Regions from separate parts of the Homo sapiens genome. Here region 2 is linked to region 1. The links are chromatin loops, found by intact Hi-C in ENCODE. Cell type or tissue: CD4-positive, alpha-beta T cell. All regions are shown on one strand. Each heading gives the region's core, and the rest is flanking DNA. Links, peaks and the distances in the headings are about the cores only.

Region 1 (4,397 bases), core at 128-4,127:
GGTCCTTCCTTACCCTGGACAGATAAATTCCCTTGGGCAGGGACCATTTTCTTTCTTTCTTTTTTTTTTTTTAATTTTTAATTTTTTATTATTATTATACTTTAAGTTTTAGGGTACATGTGCACATTGTGCAAGTTAGTTACATATGTATACATGTGTCATGCTGGTGTGCTGCACCCATTAACTCGTCATTTAGCATTAGGTATATCGCCTAATGCTATCCCTCCCCCCTCCCCCCACCCCACAACAGTCCCCAGAGTGTGATGTTCCCCTTCCTGTGTCCATGTGTTCTCATTGTTCAATTCCCATCTATGAGTGAGAAGATGCGGTGTTGGTTTTTTGTCCTTGAGATAGTTTACTGAGAATGATGATTTCCAGTTTCATCCATGTCCCTACAAAGGACATTAACTCATCATTTTTTATGGCTGCATAGTATTCCATGGTGTATATGTGCCACATTTTCTTAATCCAGTCTATCATTGTTGGACATTTGGCTTGGTTCCAAGTCTTTGCTATTGTGAATAGTGCCGCAATAAACATACGTGTGCATGTGTCTTTATAGCAGCATGATTTATAGTCCTTTGGGTATATACCCAGTAATGGGATGGCTGGGTCAAATGGTATTTCTAGTTCTAGATCCCTGAGGAATCGCCACACTGACTTCCACAATGGTTGAACTAGTTTATAGTCCCACCAACAGTGTAAAAGTGTTCCTATTTCTCCACATCCTCTCCAGCACCTGTTGTTTCCTTGCATCCAAGGGATGAAGCCCACTTGATCATGGTGGATAAGCTTTTTGATGTGCTGCTGGATTCGGTTTGCCAGTATTTTATTGAGGATTTTTGCATCAATGTTCATCAAGGATATTGGTCTAAAATTCTCTTTTTTGGTTGTGGGGCAGGGACCATTTTCATCTTTGTACCTAAGCCTAGAACATTCCTGACACATAGTAGGTATTTAGTGGATGACTGATGAATGAATGAATAAAAAAGTCTAATTAATTGTACACGTCTATAGGAAACGTTGACATAGAAGATAGTGGTGTGGAATGTCCTGTGCACGTAAGTCCATGCCAGCGTGTCTTTCATGCCCTCTGAGGGAAGTGGACATTCAAATTCTAATGACAAGCATCTATTATTGAGACAAAAAGACACTCAAATAGAGAAGGGAACTTATTTAAGCTACTATAGTTGATTAAAACATCCTCAGGAACATGAAACGCTGCATTTTGTGATGACCAAGCAGTCTTATATCAGCAATTTTTTTTCATGAATATGGATTATACCATTTAATGCAGACCCATATATCAACAATTTCATCTTCTGACTAAACAGACCTACCAAGAAAGTGTTCTGGGCAACACACACTGATTTGTACTAGTTTCACCGCCAGATGGAGCTCTCATTGTCAGCTGCTCTGTTCTGGTTTGATTGCTCAAAGCCCAAGTGATCCTAGCAAAATGACAGAGTGTAAAGCCTGCAAGACTCAACAGGCCTCTCTCCTACCAGCAACTCTGGAGGCTCCAAAGCTTTACAAAACCACAGATTGCACATCAACTTACTTCTGACAGGTCCTTTGCCACCTTTATTGTTGGCTGTTTCTTCATCGAACTTTGGATTGTTGAGCAAATTGTGTACTCCAAGGACAGCTAAAAACAGTCAACAAATGAGCATTAAGTTTGGAGAAGCACATTAGGATGTCCACATTGTTAATTTGTCCCTTGAAGAACAATTCTTTACATCATAAAGATAAGTCCCTGAGTCCTCTTTCCTTGCACAGTGTGTGGTACATGTATAGCGTTAAATACACTTACAAAAACCTCCTTTCAAGACCACCAGAAATCTTCCTGTCTTTCTACGTCTCCACATGTAGAATCATTTAGGATCTGAGGAACAGTGGCTAATTATGGCCACAATTTACCGAAAATCTGCCTAGACCTCCTAGTTAAATAGGAAAACCTTTCAGTTTTCTCATCTGTAAAATGAGAAGGTGGGACTGAGACTAAGGGTTTTTAAGATCTAACATTATATAGATTACTGCATATATTTTTCCAGAGGCCTCTTTCAATGTCAGCCTCCTCATCTCTTAGTACCAAATATAATTGTCTCTAGAGCATGCCAGGGTGGGGAAAAAAAAGCAACATCAGCAAAGAAAAGGTCAGCTAAGCGTACTGATTTTCGGCTTCCTGTATTACACAGAACTTGCACCAGGAGGCAGCACAGAATGCAGGAAACAACACTGGGGAAGAATGAATGCGGGGCTGACTGAACCTGCAACTGCTACGCAGATTTCCCTTTGCTAATGAAATTCCAGGTGATACTGGCCACCTGAAGAAGGATCCCAGAAGGGATAATAATCTGTTGACAGGTGGCAGAGGAGTGCCTCTGAGATGCTTATCAGCTCTACTGTAAGCTACATATTGAAGGAGGGAGGCAGCTGGCACAGCACAAGAAAGGGCAAATGGTCAGAGCTAGCAAGGACCCGGTGAAGAGGGGGACTTGGGAGCAGTCAAGAATCCTGACTCTGACCACGTTAAACTGTGTGACTTGGGAAGTTGTTAAATGCCCGAGTCTCCGTTTCCTCATCTGTAAAACAGGGATAATAATTATACTTTATTACCAAGATTAAATGACTTTCTATGTGTCAGGCACTATTCTAAATGCTTTACAAATTCTTGTTAAATAAATAAGAATTTGCCACTGTGGGCCGGGTGCGATGGCTCATGCCTGTAATTTCAGCACTTTGGGAGGCAGAGGTGGGCGGATCACGAGGTCAAGAAATCGAGACCATCCTGGCCAACATGGCGAAGCCCCGTCTCTACAAAAAATAGAAAAATTAGCTGGGCGTGGTGGCGGGCACCTGTAATCCCAGCTACTTGGGAGGCTGAGGCAGAAGAATCGCTTGAACTCCGGAGGTGGAGGTTGCAGTGAGCCGAGATTGTGCCACTGTACTCCAGCCTGGGTGACAGAGTGAGACTCCGTCTCAAAAAAAAAAAAAAAAAAAAAAAAAGGAAAAAGAATTTGTCACTGTGTCTCTGTGAAGGGGACAGGAGAAGGAGAAGGTGTCCCATTTGATAAACACTGAGGCCATACAACAAACATATCTTCTTGCTCTGGCCCTATGCTCACCAAGTAACTTCTAATTATAATTTGGCTCCCATTGCCAGGTTTTCATTTTTATCTGTTATCTGTGAAATGGGCTAATGGATCAGTTCCCACCACTTTGCTCCAATCTGACTGCTTCTATATATACTGATAAGATCAAATTTCCAGTCCAGAGCTCCCACAGTTTAGGGCTGGGAACTAGACTCTGGATGGTGACCACACTGACACCCAGCCAGTGTAAGAGGTGCTGTTTTGCAGGTCAACTACCACTCCCTTGAAGAACTTTCTGTCTGCTCTCTATCTGCCACAATAACATGGGCAATATGCCGACACTCTTTCTTATCTAAAACTCAATGGCTGCCAGCTCATCTGCCCATGGGGCTGCCTTCAATCTTCCAGAAGGGCCCACCCTAAAGATGCTGCCAACAGCCCCAGCCAGGCTTCCTTCTGAATTCCTAGGGAACACAGGACGAGGGAGGGAAGCTGAGTAAGGATGAACGAGGACAGTTTTCTATTTGGATTCTCTCTCTGGTTTTACTGTATGAATTTCAGGATCTAGTATCTTCCAAATAATTGGTGTTTTTCTCTTTTTCCTTTCTCAAGGCATTACCTGGGAATTCAAGTTCAGCCCTGCATTCTCCCTCTGGGCAATTCTGGTAGAGACCATGAGGCAACCCCTGGGAGGAGCAGTAGCCATAACAGGATCCCTCCACAGCAACCCCAGGGCTAAGACCAGTGGGTGCAAAACACCTTCTTTACCAGGTGACGCCATCGCCTCAACTCCTGCAGTGGTCAATATGGTCAATATTAAGTTCACAAACATGGGAACTTCCTGACATCATCACAGAAGGAATGAAAATGCAGTTGGGGTGGCTGGTACATTTTAGAATAAGGCTGGTTCTCCTGGGAGGAAAGAGGTTATTATTCTATGTCTTCCAATGGAATAAAAATTCTTGCTAAAGCTGTGGACTGGTTTTTAAAGCACCTCTATCCTGTGGTCATCTAATAACCCTGTGTATGTAGAAGGAAGATCTAATATATAAATCTACTGGTAGATGCAGAAAATCTTTCTTGAAGGCTGTACAAGACATGGGAGTGGGCCTAGGTAATTCAGGTCGAGAGACTTACTTTTCATTACACATTCTTTTGTACTCTTTGACCTTTTTCTATCTGCATTTTAAATAATAATAATTATTATCATGTTGCTATTGTTAAGACTAGAAGGCTAATGGACTTCTTAGCGTTTTCTGAATCAAAATGGAACAATGACTGTGGGAAGAACAAGAACTTTAT
Region 2 (4,397 bases), core at 211-4,210, 610 kb after region 1:
CTGTAATCCCAGCACTTTGGGAGGCTGAGCCAGGCGGATTACCTGAGGTCAGCAGTTCGCAACCAGCCTGGCCAACGTGGTGAAACTCCATCTATACTAAAAATACAAAAAATCAGCCAGGCATGGTATCAGGTGCCTGTAATTCCAGCTACATGGGAGGCTGAGGCAGGAGAATCGCTTTAACTCAGCAGGCGGAGATTGCAGTGAGCCGAGATTGTGCCATTGCACTCCAACCTAAGCAACAAGAGCAAAACTTCGTCTCAAAAAAAAAAAAAAGTAGCAATGTGCTATTGCACCTACACTTTCAAATTTCAAGTAGAAAACAATACTTCTGGTGATGCTGAGAAACTCAATACCATTCCTCAGAGAGCCGTGGCCATCAGCAGACAAATTTATTTGGGGGGTATTTTATCTGTTTCATCGCTATTACAAATGGATTCTTTTCTCCAATCTTGTCTTCTGCCTGATTGCTATTTATATATAGTTAAATGGGTTTATAGGTTCTCTAAGCATATTACTTAATGGGAGGAAGAGAATTTAATTTCTTTCTTATAACAATCACCAACCATAATGGTAGAAAATGAATCTCAGGCTACATACCAAAAAGAACTTCAGGCAGTTCTTTTTTCTTTTCTTGATAGAATGAAATATTAATAGAACATTCAGCAAATTGGCTTTTAGACTGTACATATAACTATTCAATAAGTAAATCTTAGAAAAAATAAAAACAGCTTCCACTTGTATTAACTGTATCAGCCCCAGTTAATACTAGTGATGAGATAGAGAGATAGAGGGGTGAGATATGGAAGAAGATTTTGCAGTACTTGTCAAAAGTTATAACCATACATCCACTTGGGGTGTGGCCTTTGCAATCGTTGCACTGCCTTAAAAAAACTCTTTTTTTGGCCAGGCACAGTGCCTCACACCTGTAATCTCAGCACTTTGGACGGCCATGCTGTGTGGCAGACCCCAGCAGCCCACAGCAGTGAAAAGTGCTCTCCATGCTAAGGTAGTGCCCAGCACAAGCCATGTAGACTCCAGCCTCAGCCAGCTCTGGACTCTAGGCTGACCATCACCACCCCGGTTTAACGGGACAATTAATAGCCTGCTTTCCGCCAGAGACAGAAGTGGAAAATCAACTACGGAGTTTTAACATTCTTTAATTATGGACACGACCAGCTTCAGGAAACCACTGATTTCATAATGGCCTCCTCCCAGTGAAGCAGCTGTTGGGCACATAATCCTGGGCACAAGGCACTCAGGGCACCGCGTTGGCTTCTTCACAGAATGGCCACTGGGGGTGCTTCCTGACTCCATAGGAGGGGCTAGAGCATGCCCCTCCACACTCAGTAAGCAAAGATGGATCCTCCTCAAATGTCGCATTTGCCACAAGAACCCTCCAAAGCTAGCATGCTTTTAAAAATTAATCAACTTTTTCTTCAAGAGCGGCCCCTTTTTAAAAGAGATCTATTGATGTACAACATTTGTAAAGTGATTTGCAATTTTCGGTCTCCCTTGCCCTCTCCTTATCCAGTCTTAAAATAACTTCAAGAGGGAGGTGTTATGCTAATCCTTAGTTTACAGGTGAGAAAGCTGAGATCAAGGAGGTTCAAAGGCTTGCCTGAGGTTCCACAGCTGGGAGACAGAAACGTCTATAATTGGCTGTGGCCCCTGGGGGTGGCCAACTACAGGGTGGCTGCTGCTATCTGGGTAGCACAGGGGAAAATAACAAAGTAAAATTGTCTGCTTCTGTTCACACAGCTTAAAAAAACCTCTGTCCATCTTCCAATGGTTGATAAAGCAACCTGCAGAGCAAGGCTTTGCTTCTGTTTTGTGTGGAAATCTAGGTAGGAGGAAAGAGACAAACGGTGTAGTGTCCCAAACCTCAGGAAAAGGCAGAAATAAACTCCATGAAACCACAGGAGAGAAGCTGAGACAGATTGACAGAACTCCGAAAGAGAAACTGCCAGAACCCAATGAGTCATGAGCTCTTAAACGGAAAATCAGGCTGCATAGTGCCTGCTTAGATAAAAGAGATAATTAGATCTTTTGTTTGTATATTTATCCTAAATGGCTTCTCCACTCTTTGACGATATCTTTGCTAAGATTTCCACTGTTTTATATAATGAAGTTTTATGGGATTTTTTTTTTTTCAAAGAGGAATCTATTTTTATAGAGCTGGAATATTGTGAGGCTAATTTTGTATCTCAAAAAAGCAGGCTCTCTGCAGGGGAGGCAAGTGAGTCTCTGTCGCCACCTAGTGGACATTGCTAAATGGGAGCCAGCGGAGAAGGCTCCCCATAGGCACTTGGAGCCCCCAGTCACATTGCACCAAGGACAGACATGTGACAGCCACTGAGGGGCCAAAGCAGTCTTAGCAGGCCAACCCACAATTGCGTGTCATTTCTGATTAGAAGCACATCTCATTTAAAAGATCTTCAAACATTGCTTTTAGCATTTGTACCTAGAGTGAAGCATCACAGATTAAGACCAGGTGTGGTCTCAGCTGGTCCATGTGTCCTGATCCCTGTCTGTTCTCCAACATTATTTTCATATATTCCCCTTAACCACAGTCCTGCTTTGTTGACTTCAACATTCAATCCAGTATATGGACCATTTGAGCTGACCATATTCTAGGTCCCAACCTGAAACTGGTTCTTTCTTCTGGCTTTCCAACCCTGCCTTCACCTATGACATGCCACCATGCTACTTCTCCAGCTACTAAGGCCTGTCATCTAGGCCTGTCTAGAAAGCCAAAAAAATATTTTTCACCCCTTTTCCTCCTGGAGCCACGCCCTGACCTTTATGGCCTGAATTCTGGATTCGTTCATTTATTCGACACGTTTTGACTGGACACCGACTGCTGTTATTTGCAGCTGCAGCATTGTAGAGAGAAGAGGCCAGTATGGCCAGTGGAATCAGGAGAGGACATCTTTACAGATGGCTTTAAATAGGCAGCCCAGGTGGAGAAGAAGAAATAGTTTCGTTGCTGGGCTTGAGCAGCATGATCTCTTTCCAGTTCAATCCACCATGCCTCCTCAACCTGACTTCTCTCCTTTATTCCTTGACTCAAAATCCTTCAAAGTTCCCTCCTGCATCCATGCAGCTCATCCAAGGAGTCTGCATTATCCTGTGCTCAGAGATACAAACAGGGGTGGGATTCAGTTCCTGACCTTAAATTGCTCAGCATGAGGAAGACAGACCAGCAGACCCAGGGTGTGGAGACAGCTGCCTAAGGCTGGGCTAATGAGTGTCTGGGGAGCCAGAGAGGGTGAGACCAATTCTGCTGGGCAGCAGGGAGAGGCTGGCCAGGGGAGGTTCCCAAGAGAAGGTGACATTCATACTGGATGCTGAAAGATGGATAGAAGTTTATCAGCAAGAGGAGGGGGAAGGAAATGTGAAGCAGAGAGCATTCTGGGCAGAGGGAATGGCAAATGAAAAAGCACAGAGTTATGGAAGAGTTAGGGGTCAGGGACATTGGTCCTTCTGCACACCCAGGAAAGGAGGTGCACAGCTAGGGCAATAATGACCCAGATTCCAACCACAACACTGGATGTGATGGCCATATGTTCATCCCCACCATGTGGGTTTAACATTCCTGAGGTTCCCTGAGGCAACAAGAACTAATAATGAGGTTTCAAATGAATACAATCCCATGCAGTCACTTTGAGTCTCATTTCCCCTGCCGCTGCACTGATCTGGCTGGGGTTGTCTGGGCCCAGCCATTGTCATCATCTCCGACTCTGGAAGCAAGGCTCATATCTACAAGTCACTGTGTGGACCGAACAGTGTGAGTTGTGGGACTGAGGCATTGATTTCCCAGCTGTGGCATTGGCAGATGATGGCTTAGATGAGTTTTCATCTTGCTCACTTTCAACTTGCTCTCAGTTACAGAGAGCTGCCTCACCGAAAGATATGTCCCCTTCCAATAGATAACCCCTTCCCATAGACAATCCACATCTAATAGATGGGTAGATGCAGGGGGCAAGGCCTGGACCCCTGGTTTTCGTACAGCAAAACTCTGAGGGACCATCCTAGATCCAGACCCCCAGTGGGATTGGCTGAAACCTTTGTCACATTTGCATCACGGCCCAACTCTGTCTTCCCAATGTTGATCCCAAGGGCATACTCCAGTCAAACTTCCACACACAAATCTGTCTCAGAGTCTGCTTTTCAGGGAATGATTCACAACAGATAGCTTAAGAAGCCTGGTTCCCATTCAAACAAGATCCTACAGGATGGACATAGACCCAGAGACCTCACTCAGAGGAAACTGAAAAACAATTCTGCTTCCCCCAGTTTAGCCCTCGCTCAGTTAAAATCTACTAGGAAATAGATTTCTTTTCCCCTAGAGGTTTGGGAAATTTGTTTGGGAAATTAAAATTGCTTTTTCACAA

What was found. Peaks named below come from ENCODE experiments on the same cell type or tissue, not always from the same donor. Only the 100,000 strongest peaks of a DNase experiment are listed, where the experiment ranks them.
Region 2: a loop joins it to region 1, with 19 times the contacts of the local background. A loop is called at or near these places in 3 of 110 quality-filtered maps.

Annotation. Positions count from the first base shown.
Region 1 is chr15:51,774,183-51,778,579 of GRCh38, reverse strand. TMOD2 (tropomodulin 2) reads right to left here. Exons shown (of 10, transcript NM_014548.4): 5 at 1,562-1,648. Among named protein-coding and RNA genes, the nearest start is that of TMOD2, 25 kb to the right of the region's middle. In CD4-positive, alpha-beta T cell, for the core only: CTCF peaks have their summits at 1,172, 1,376 (motif pointing right) and 2,198 (motif pointing right); DNase peaks (open chromatin) are centred at 1,399 and 2,219.
Region 2 is chr15:51,160,906-51,165,302 of GRCh38, reverse strand. All of the region lies in intron 1 of MIR4713HG (MIR4713 host gene), which reads right to left. Among named protein-coding and RNA genes, the nearest start is that of TNFAIP8L3, 68 kb to the right of the region's middle. In CD4-positive, alpha-beta T cell, for the core only: a CTCF peak has its summit at 2,260 (motif pointing left); a DNase peak (open chromatin) is centred at 2,272; H3K27me3 peaks cover 977 bases.